Regions from separate parts of the Homo sapiens genome. Here region 2 is linked to region 1. The links are chromatin loops, found by intact Hi-C in ENCODE. Cell type or tissue: heart right ventricle. All regions are shown on one strand. Each heading gives the region's core, and the rest is flanking DNA. Links, peaks and the distances in the headings are about the cores only.

Region 1 (5,438 bases), core at 111-5,110:
ACAGGCCTTTGCAAAAGCTTGCAAAGCTGCTCTGGTTCTAAGGGAGGAGACCACCCCTCATATTGTCTTGTGCCCAATTTCTGCCTCCAAAGAAAGAAGAAGTAAAAACTAAAAGGCAGAAATGAAATCCACAAGCAGACAGCCTGGCGCCACACCCTGGGCCTGGCAGTTAAAGATCGACCCCTGACCTAATTGGTTATTTGCATAAAAAAGGCACTGTGAAGATCCTGTCCTGTTCAGTTCCTTTCTAATTACCGGTGTATGCAGCCCCCAGTCACGTACCCCCTGCTTGCTCAATCGATCACGACCCTCTCACGTGGACCCCCTTAGAGTTGTGAGCCCTTAAAAGGGACAGGAATTGCTCACTCGGGGAGCTCGGCTCTTGAGACAGGAGTCTTGCCGATGCTCCCGGCCGAATAAACCCCTTCCTTCTTTAACTCGGTGTCTGAGGGGTTTGTCTGTGGCTGTTCCTGCTACCGGTCCTGCCTACTGATTCTGTGAGTCTGATCTTCCAGTTCTAGTTGTTGATTTTTTGAGGCACTAGTATTTTTCCAATACATATTTCCTTCCTCCTAAATTAGCCAGGATTCATTTTCTAGATGTTCATAGCAGATAAACAATACAGTAACAGAAATTCCATACTCTAAAAGTTGGAAGTTGCCTCTTTAGGAAAATCACTATTATCAGTTTGATTTATACATTTACAAATTTTTTTTTCTGTGCACTATACATGCAGATGGGCTAAATCTCTCTCTTTTTTTTGAGACGGAGTCTTGCTCTGTCACCCAGGCTAGAGTGCAGTGGCGCAGTCTCAGCTCACTGCAAGCTCCGCCTCCCAGGTTCACACCATTCTCCTGCCTCAGCCTCCCAAGTAGCTGGGACTACAGGCACCCGCCACCACGCCTGGCTAATTTTTTGTATTTTTAGTAGAGACAGGGTTTCACTGTGTTAGCCAGGATGGTCTTGATCTCCTGACCTTGAGATCCACCCGCCTCAGCCTCCCAAAGTGCTGGGATTACAGGCATGAGCCACTGCTCCTGGCCAGATGGACTAAATCTCTAGATAATTTGGGGTTATGGGGAACAAAGGGATTTTTACCAAAAAATGGGTTATGTTATATATATTCTTTTTTTGTTGTTTGAGATGGAGTCTTGCTCTGTTGCTCAGGCTGGAGTGCAGTGGCATGATCAGCTCACTGCAGCCTCTGCCTCCCAGGTTCAAGTGATTCTCCTCCTGCCTTAGCCTCCCCAGTAGCTGGGGTCACAGGCATGCACCACCACACCTGGCTAATGTTTGTATTTTTAGTAGACACCATATTGGCCAGGCTAGTCTCAAACTCCTGATCTCAGGTGATCTGCCCACCTCAGCCTCTGAAAGTACTAGGATTACAGGCATGAGCCACCGTGCCCGGACAAGCCACTGTGCCCAGCCTACAGTTTTGTTTTTTTGTTTTGTGTTTTTACATTTACATCTCTCCCAGACCTGGACTTTTTTTTCACATGATGATTTAAGTATTTTTTTCCTCAGGTGGTGATATGATTTGAATGCATGTGTCCCTCCAGAATTCCTATGTTGGAACTCAAACCCCAAGCTATTAAGAGGTGGGGCCTTTGGGAGGTGATTAGGCCATGCGGGCTTAGCCCTCACGGATAGGATTAATGGCACTATAAAGAGGCTCAGAGGGCTGCCTAGTTCTTCCATCTCTTCTGCCATGTGAGGACAGCGTTAGTCTCCTGAGGGACGCAGCAACAAGGTGCCATCTTGGAAGCACAGAGCAGTTCTTACCAGATAGTGACCCTGCTGGCACCTCAATCATGAACTTCCCAGCTCCCAAAACTATGAGGAATAAATTTGTTATTTATAAATTACCTGGTCTGTGGTATTTTGTTATAGTAGCAGGAAAAGACTAAAACAAGGGGATAGCCAACTTTACTGACTAATCTATTTTTTTCATGGATTTGAAATGCTAACTTCAAAATATACCAAGGGGGCCAGGAGTGCTGGTTCATGCATGTAATCCCAACGCTTTGGGAGGCCAGATCACCTGAGGTCAGGAGTTCGAGACCAGCCTGGCCAACGTGGCGAAACCCTGTCTCTACTAAAAATACAAAAATTAGCTGGGCATGGTGGTGCGTGCCTGTAATCCCAGCTACTCAGGAGGCTGAGGCAGGAGAACAGCTTGAACCTGGGAGGCGGAGGTTGCAGTGAGCTGAGATCACACCATTGCACTACAGCCTGGGAGAGTGAGACTCTATCTCAAAAAAATAAAAATGAAAATAAAATATACCAAGGAATAGACTCTCCCTAGAAGGGCCACAAGAGGCCTCAATCAGTGTGTGTCTCCCCGTAGTAACTGCACTCCAAAGGAGGTTATTCAGTTAGCACTTCATGGACTCCTTGGGATTCTGCTAAAGACAGAAATTTTGAGGTTGAATTTAATAATGTTCAGAAGCCTGAACTCCACCGAAATAAAGGATCAGGAAGGCCACTCAAGTTGCCCTACTCAGGGCACATACCTACTGAGGGATGTGTTCTTGAAAAAGCATACCCAATCTGAAAATGTGTATACCACAAGCTATTTTTTTCCAAAGTAATAAGGGCAAAGGAAGAGGTTAAGAGAACTCCGTCACACTGAACTTCCTAGGAAAATACAGGGCATATGCATATAAGATGGGATATATTTAACTATGAAGTGTGGCTGGAGTTACTAGAGAGTTTCACAAGTGTTAAGAGGCTTATCTGGGCTGGGTGCATGGCTCACACTTATAATCCCAGCACTTTGGGAGGCTGAGGCAGTATTGCTTGAGCCCAGGAGTTTGAGACCAGCCTGGGCAACATAGCCAGACCCTGTCCTTAAACAAACAAAAACAGCCAGGCACGATGGCATGCATCTGTGGTCCAGATACTCAGGAGGTTGAAGCAGGAAGATTGCTTGAGCCCAGGAGGTCAAGGCTACCGTGAGCTATGTTTGTGCCACTGCACTCCAGCTGGGGCAACAGCAAGAGCAAGACACTGTCTCCAAAATAAAAAATAAAATAAAATAAGGCTTATCTGCATTATTAGCATTAACTAACTGAGCTAACCGGCTTCAGTTGCATTAAATGAATACTGTGTCGGTATAGGCTGAGAACCAGCGAGATCAACCTCAAGGAGCAGGACTACACCAGCTATTTAAGATGTGCTGCCATCTGCTGGCTAACCTTGTGTTGCAGTCAAACCAAAAGTACTTACAGCAAAAAATGACAGCCACACAAGCCGGACATGGTATGATAACAAAAAACAAACCAAAGCAAACGCACCTCGTGCTGCACGCTGACCTTCCCTGGTGACTAGAAGTGGTGCCTGTCTCTTGGCGGTGGCCCATGGTGGTGCCTGTCAGGCACTGCTGAGCAAGCAAATCTCAGCACTGGGGTGAGCCTAAATAGAAAATGCAAAATACACTACATGCAGATAGGCCAGCGTAAGATTATGTGCCCAGTTCCCTCACCATGTATTATAATAGAGTAGCTAGGCTCATATATGAACTCACAATGCTGCAGGTTCGTGCTTAAAAGAAGCTGGAAAAAAGCATGTCACCCAGGATAGGCTCTGGAAGATACATGACTATCATCTCACCCCTTTTCTCCACTATCCTATCTCCCATTCCCTTGCCCCACCCTTCAGTAGTGATGATGTAAAGTACCCAGAGGCCAAGAGCCATGGTGGCTGGGGAGGGCCCCTGATGGGAGAGGAACATGTTCCATCCATCTCTCCTAAGGCAAACTGAAAGACATCTGACTGAAGGTCACCAGTGGAAATGGAATGGATTAGGGAACGTCCTGTTACTATGGGTAGTGAGGTAAGGGAAAACCAAAACCAAACAGATAGAAACCTAAAACGTTAATGTGATCTTTATTATACAGCACATCTGGTATTTGTGTATCCCAACAAGTATACAGAATACTCTATAAAACCAAACCCAACCCTTCAATATTACACTAATGAAGATTAACCCAGAGTCGCATCTCTTCAAAATGCACACAATTAAGACGGTCCTGCTGTAACAATATTATGGAAAGAGCCAGGTAGCACAAGAAAGGAGAGAGGATAAAGACTGAAGTGTGTGCCAAAGTCATTGTCTTTTGTTATTGCACTTTTATTCTACACACTTAGTATCTTACACTTTTATTTAACACTGTAATAAACATTAGTCCTTTAAAACAAAGAAAAAACATTACATGAAGACAAAAGACAACAGGCTGCCCAGACCAATTTTCTTTTCAACTATCTGGGCAAGGTGGCCTCCCCAGTGCTAGATGTCCTGATGCACCTCTGAGATCACCTCAATTGGACTGGATGTTAACAAAACAGATGAAGTTAAAAATGAAACCCTTTTAGGAACAGTAGTGCTACTGGAAACCTCCAGGAGAGTTTGGAATACAAGTGTCTCAAGGCCACTCCCTCCTTACCCACTTTAACATCAAACAAGCTCTATTCATCCCACCTCCATAACTGAAGGATTAACCTTCTTTTTCTTTTTCTTTTTTTTTTTTTTGAGATGGAGTCTTGCTCTGCTGCCCAGGCTGGAGTGCAGTGGTGTGATCTTGGCTCAATGCAGCCTCTGTCTCCTGGGTTCAAGCAATTCTCCTACCTCAGCCTCCTGAGTAGCTGGGACTATAGGTGCCCGCCACCATGCCTGGCTAATTTTTTCTATTTTTAATAGAGACGGGGTTTCACCATGTTACCAGGCTGGTCTCGAACTCCTGACCTCAGGTTTTAAAAAGTGGGTTACTTGATCCAGAAAATCCAAAAGCTTTGGAAATTCCAGGAAAGCAACTACTCTTTTGGCAGTGGACTCTTCCAGGGTTGTTAATCCCACTCTGACACAATATGGATGGACTAGGGAGGCTTCCTGATTATCCAAATGGAATACCAAGCATGCCATCATCTCTCCAAAGCAAGCCCAAAGGGGGCTTTAACTTCCCAAAGTGCTACTGTAATCACCAATTCCCCTGGGCCTCCCAGTGCTAAATAATAAGCCAAAGCCAAAAAATAAAGTGTCATTCAGTGCAGTTGTCACTTTGCAGCCCTGCAACCCCGAGGCACTTCTTCCATGAGGAAGAACACTTTGTGACCCTTCTTTGGCAGCTCAAGCAAAGACACAAGAATGCATTTGAGAGCTGACAGGTACTAGTCGAGAGTTCTATGAGTCCCCTATTTCTATCTGTGGTAGTAATGCATTCTTTCCTCCACTGCTTCCTTGAATTTTAGTGTTAAAAATTAGGAGAATCTGCTGCCTAGGCTCTGTCCCCTTGAAGTTGATGGAGTCAAAAGTGACTCTCTTTGGTCTGGGAACAACCAGCACAGTCCTCCTGAAGCGCTTGCTCAGTCAATGAGCTACTCTTTGCAGAGGATCAGGGAACTAAGGTATGCCTGGGGAAACCCCACCCAAATGAGCC
Region 2 (5,438 bases), core at 141-5,140, 120 kb after region 1:
CCACTGAAAGGCTCATCCAGTGCCCAGCGAGCCCAGCTCTGGCACATCTTCCTGCCAGACACATTCACCTTAACCCCCTGTCTTTACGCCGTCCTCCCATCACATTTGTGGAAACAGTCTCAGCGCCTACAGTGACTTGACCAAGGTCACTTAGAAAGCATGGAAGTGAGTCTCACGCCCAGGGCTCTACAGGGCCTTTCCCACCATGCCACCATGCTTTGGGCTATCTGTTCCCCACCCCCACCACAGGAAGCTCTGCATCCTTGGCAGATTTGGGAACACGTCTCATGTATAAAGACGAGCAGGCTTAGAAAAGCATTGCTCTGCTGCTAGCTTGCCTGGCAGACATCTCCCTGGTTCTTGTTTGCTACTTTTCTCCTAGTGAACTATTGGTTCCCTCCTGAACCCCTGTTTTCCTGCTGTTCAGTTATTGTGCTGATGGGTAAGCTGCTCTTGGAGTGGAGCTATAACCTTCCATTAGGGAGCTGCCAGGTGCCTGTGTTGGGGGCAGCTCTCCCCAGTTCATTCTGGTGGTGCAGCATGGCCTTGCAGGAAACTCTTTCTGTTGCTTCTGAGCCCTCCTGATCCCGGGAAGCACAGAGAGACCTACCATGCAGAGTGAACCCCAGGGCTCTCAGCTCACTCGGCCCCTCCCCACCTGTCTCCTGCTGCCACTGCCTTCTCTTCCTTTTCCTCTGCTTAATAAGAAAAAGTTTAAAATGTTAGCTTGGGCTGGGCATGGTGGCTCACACCTGTAATCCCAGCACTTTGGGAGGCCAAGGCAGGTGGATCGTTTGTGCCCAGGAGTTCAAGGTCAGCCTGAGCAACATGGTGAAACCCCATCTCTGCAAAAACTAGCTAGACATGGTGGTGCACACCAGTAGTCCTAGCTACTTAGGTGGTTGAGGTGGGAGGATTGCTTGAGCCTGGGAGGTCAAGGCTGTAGTGAGGTGTGATCGTGCCACTGCACTCCAGTCTGGGTGACAGAGCAAGATCCTGTCTCAAAAAAAAAAAAAAAAAAAAATCCTAGCTTGGTGGGGCCTAGCCTGGAGCGGGCAGAGAAGGGGTATCTTGGCCGGGTGCAGTGGCTCATGCCTGTAATCCCAGCATTTTGGGAGGCTGAGGCGGGTGGATCACGAGGTCAAGAGATCAAGACCATCCTGGCCAACGTGGTGAAACCTCGTCTCTGTACTAAAAATACAAAAATTAGCTGGGCGTGGTGGTGCACGCCTGTAGTCCCAGCTACTTGGGAGACTGAAGCAGGAGAATCGGTTGAACCCAGGAGGTGGAGGTTGCAGTGAGCCAAGATCGCGTCAATGCATTCCAGCCTGGTGACAGGGCAAAACTCCATCTCAAAAAGTGAAAAAAGAAGGGGTATCTTGAGTATGAGAAGACCAAGCTGTCTTTGTTTCTACCTGAGACAGAACTGCAGTGGCTGGACTGCCTTTCATGGCAGCTAAATGAGGTAGATCATTTCATTGTTTTACGATGTCAGTATTGAGGGAGGATCAGTCTTATGCTAGGCACAGTGAATGGTCCAGATGAACATAAGATCTGATCCCTGCCTTATCATTTAATAGGGGCATAAGACCTATTTACAAATAACCCTTATGCAAGAACAGTGCTTGGTGCGAAAATATAAAGTCAAGATCCAGTACCATAGGAGGGGGATCATTTGCAGAAGTAGGGGAGCTGCCAGAAGTGTTCCCTGGCCCTACAGGTCAGAGCTGGCCCCAGAAATTGGGACCTATGTAATATGCTTTGCCAGGCTTCTTCACAAACCCCAAGTCATCAGCCAACCACAAATGTTTGTATAGTTTCCATGAGCCCAGGGTATGAGGACTCCTGATCTCAGTGATTTTGGCCTGCAAGCCCTGGCACTGGCTCCCAGAGATAGCACTGGGCCCTTATCTCTTCACACCTTCTTGAATTTGGGACTACCCAATCAACGTGACGCGTGTCGGCCATCAGTATTTAAGCCTGGAGTTCCTCACCAGACTCAAGTGGGTGCAGAATCCATGTCTTTCTGAACGACAGTTCTGCTGTGAGAAGCTGCCATTAGAGAGATCCAGCAGGCCCCAGGACTCAGCTGGCCAGCCGGTGACACTGCTCACTGCTCATTGTCCTCAGCTGTGGACCTCTGTCCCCCTCTGCTGGCCACTCACAGAATTTCCTGCTGGCACTGTCAAGATGAAGTCCAAGGAGGAAGAGACTGCTGTGAGTTTCCCATCTGTGCTTTATCTTGGGTGTTTTTGCCAGGGCAATGCTGGCAGAGACTGGGAAGCAGAAGCTAGTGCAGAAGTGGCCATTGGTGTCCAGGGCAGAGACTGGATTTCTGGGACAGGATCTCAGGGCAGAAGAATTCCCCTGGTGAGGCTGGCTGCTGTCAGCTTCCTCCAGGTGGTTATTGGAGTAGAGAAACTGCCTTGGAAGTGATGGTGCCTTAAGCCAACGGGCAGGGCAGCAGGGAGAGGAGGAGAGGACTCTGGCTGGAGCTGGCTGTGTTAGGATCTGCCAGGGAGCCCCCCTCCAGGCTCTAGTCTTTTTTGGCTTTGGAGAGCTCTTCGCTATCCTGGAAGGCTGGCTGGGAGGCTCACTTCCATTCCGAATCCATGAGACTGCTCTGTTTGTGAGAGGAGCTTCTGATCATGGGAGGCATTTCTGTGAGATGGGAGGGGTGAGGTGGAGTGCCTGTCTTCTGGGTGGTTGAAGGATGCAGGTGCACATGTCATGTGTCCTCGTGCACATCCCTTTCAACCCCCTTTGCCCCCCACCCCCACCCCTCCTCATTGATGCCTGTCACACCTGGGTGTCCTTATGCACACAACTCACAGTGGAACAGCTGGACTTGTGGAGGGGCATCTCATCAGAGCTCGGTCCTCCCGCGCTCGGTGATCCTCCCTGTCTCCTGCCAGATGGGAAGGAGCAGCCCGTGAGCCCCAGGGGAGGGGGAAATCTCCTAGAGCAATCCGCCCCTAATCCCCAGGCTGTGCCTCAGTCTGGAGATGGCGGCTGCAGAGTCTGGGAACTCAGGCACACCTGCTCGCAGCCCAGTGCTGCCCAGGGTCTGTGACCCCGGGGGCCTGACACAGTCCGCAGACAGCTGGGGCCTCAGAGCCCCGGGTACCTCATCGCCGGCACGGCTTCGGGAAACAGTGCCCACACAGGTGAGGCGTCTGGTGGGTGGAAGGAGAGAATTTCACCGGGCGGGGTGGAGTTGGGGGATGGGAAAAGGCCTGTTCTGCAGTTAGTCAGGTGGGCTGTGCTTACACTCCAGTCTCTCAGGGAGCTCTCCTCCAGGTATAGAGAACTGTTTGTGGGTGGGAGAAGGGAGGAGCCTTAGGCTGCCAAATGCTGGGAGAGCCCCTGGGGTTGGATGTGGGCGCCCTGTGCAGGAAGGCAGGTGAACCCTGGCAGAGATGCCTCCAGAAGCTGTGGCTATGTGGCACTTCAGCTGGGGCCCAGGCACCTTATTAAGTGGAGGGGTGTTCCTGGTTGTGGTCGCTTGTGTCTGTGAAGAAACAGTGACAGGAATGGGGACTGTGAAGGTCCAGTGAGTGCTGACCCCAGGGAGACAGTGGGAGAGGCCATAAGGAGTAAAATGTTTGGGTACTGAGAGTTTTTAGGGAATTCAGAGGATGGACAATGGAGAAGACCTGAATATGAGAGGGGAGCTCGGGGCCCCAACTGGGATCTGTGGGTGTGAGGAGACGAGGAGGGTGCAGGACATTTACTGGACAAAAGGGCTTTGTTCTCCACAGGGCAGACACTGAGGGGAGGATGTAGTTTTCATCAGAACTGAGGGGTGGCCCTAATGGAAGGGGCTAGAAGCCAAGGGTTAGATGAGAGGGATGTCTCCACCAGGACAAGAGAGTAGCCCTTAGGGTCAGGGCAGGAGGAAGAACTTGCTGGCCACAGGAGGTGGCAGGTGGAAGCCTCTACCTGGTGTCAGCTGATAATAGGCAGCTGGCTCTGCACTGCCTGGAGATGAGTAGTTGCTGCTTGAAAGGATGAGTGAGTGACTTTCCTTGTCTCTCGGTAGTTTGCACCTGAAATCCCCTTGTAGTAGAGCGAGATGCCTTTTAAAGCTACTGAGGGCATGCTCTGCCCTTCGAATCCCCCATGTGGCAGCTGGGGCCTTGCTACAGGGGTTTTGTCACCCCCTTGTGCCCATGGTGAACTGACTCAGGTCCATACTGCCCCACATGTGTCCCATTCAGTGTCTGAGCACGTGGTGCCTGCCCTCTTGAGAAAAGCCGCTTAGGCTCCCAGGCACCAATTAAACCGATAGGTAGGCTCTTTCTCCACCCCCACCCCTTTGCCCACCTGGGAGCACCCGGGTCAGCTGTGATGACACATCCAGAGCTGGAGTGAGCAGCTTCCTGTTACCCACATATCCTCACCAGGAAGGCAGAGAGCCACCAGCCCCACCGGGCTATTCCTGCTGAGTTGAAAAAATGGAATGGGGAAAGCCTCTGACTTCAGGACCAAGGGTTGGAATAATTTTTCCACCCTGCTCTTGCTGGAATGTTGGGTTGGTACAAGAAATTTCAAGTTCCTTCTCTCCCAACTTTACCGTAAGGTCACATGACCTCTTTGGGTTGAAGGATTTTAGCTGGCTGTAGGCTTTCCTCTCCATCCTAGTCTGGTTGACCTCCCCTTCCATCTGAGAATGGGTAGAAAAAGGGAATCTGAGCGTTCTTTATCCCGAGAGGGCCACTGAAATCAGAGTCACGGGGCAGCAGTCAGCAGATTGAAGCATCTCTGCTGAGTCACCCAGGCCTGCCAGCCCCGGGGCCGCACTCGCCTGCTGGGCTCTGACCCACTGGGAGCCCAGACCTTGCTCCCAGGAGCGGTGTTCTGCACAGGCCTGGGCCTGCTTGTCTAGACCCATAGACAAGCCAGGGTTGACACCTGACTCCATTGTCAGGATGACTGGGCTGCCCTGCTTTCCTAAAGGGAAGCATAGGAACCCCCAAAGCTTTTTCTTTGTCTTTTTTTTTTTTCCATCTAAGAGTGACCTTATATTGTCTTTCCAACTCCTGAGCAGATGGCTAACATGAGAAGGCCCCTTTCTCCCTGTCAGCCTGCTGTGGGGACCCTAACGGGTTCTTTGCGAGTCTGGGAAGGGGCTGCCTGCCTCAGAGGGAGGAGGGTCAGAGGTACAGCTTTCTCGTGCAGCTGGGAGCACAGGTGTGGAGCACATGTTCCTTGCAAATGGCAGCTGTTTCTGTGGTCTATCTTGAAAACTGCTTAATGCATTTACATTATGAAGAAAGAGAACCACGATTCACATTTCCCAATTTACATAGCTAGTGCCCTTCCCCTCCCTCCACACAGCTTCACTTAAGCCTGGATACTTTCTGTTCCAACAGTGTCTACTGTGTGCCTCCCGGATATCGGGGATCCAGGCTGCTGGGCTAGTGTGTGAGAGGAAG

Evidence for each region. Peaks named below come from ENCODE experiments on the same cell type or tissue, not always from the same donor. Only the 100,000 strongest peaks of a DNase experiment are listed, where the experiment ranks them.
Region 2: a loop joins it to region 1, with 5 times the contacts of the local background. A loop is called at or near these places in 70 of 110 quality-filtered maps.

The regions. Positions count from the first base shown.
Region 1 is chr1:205,138,631-205,144,068 of GRCh38, forward strand. DSTYK (dual serine/threonine and tyrosine protein kinase) reads right to left here. Exons shown (of 13, transcript NM_015375.3): 13 at 3,875-5,438. Among named protein-coding and RNA genes, the nearest start is that of RBBP5, 19 kb to the left of the region's middle. RefSeq lists an enhancer at 3,087-3,231 and a cis regulatory region at 3,159. In heart right ventricle, for the core only: CTCF peaks have their summits at 3,207 (motif pointing left) and 3,413; a DNase peak (open chromatin) is centred at 3,201; H3K27ac peaks cover 326 bases.
Region 2 is chr1:205,254,200-205,259,637 of GRCh38, forward strand. All of the region lies in intron 2 of TMCC2 (transmembrane and coiled-coil domain family 2), which reads left to right. Among named protein-coding and RNA genes, the nearest start is that of TMCC2-AS1, 20 kb to the left of the region's middle. RefSeq lists an enhancer at 3,134-3,643. In heart right ventricle, for the core only: a CTCF peak has its summit at 2,159 (motif pointing left); a DNase peak (open chromatin) is centred at 2,142; H3K27ac peaks cover 1,277 bases.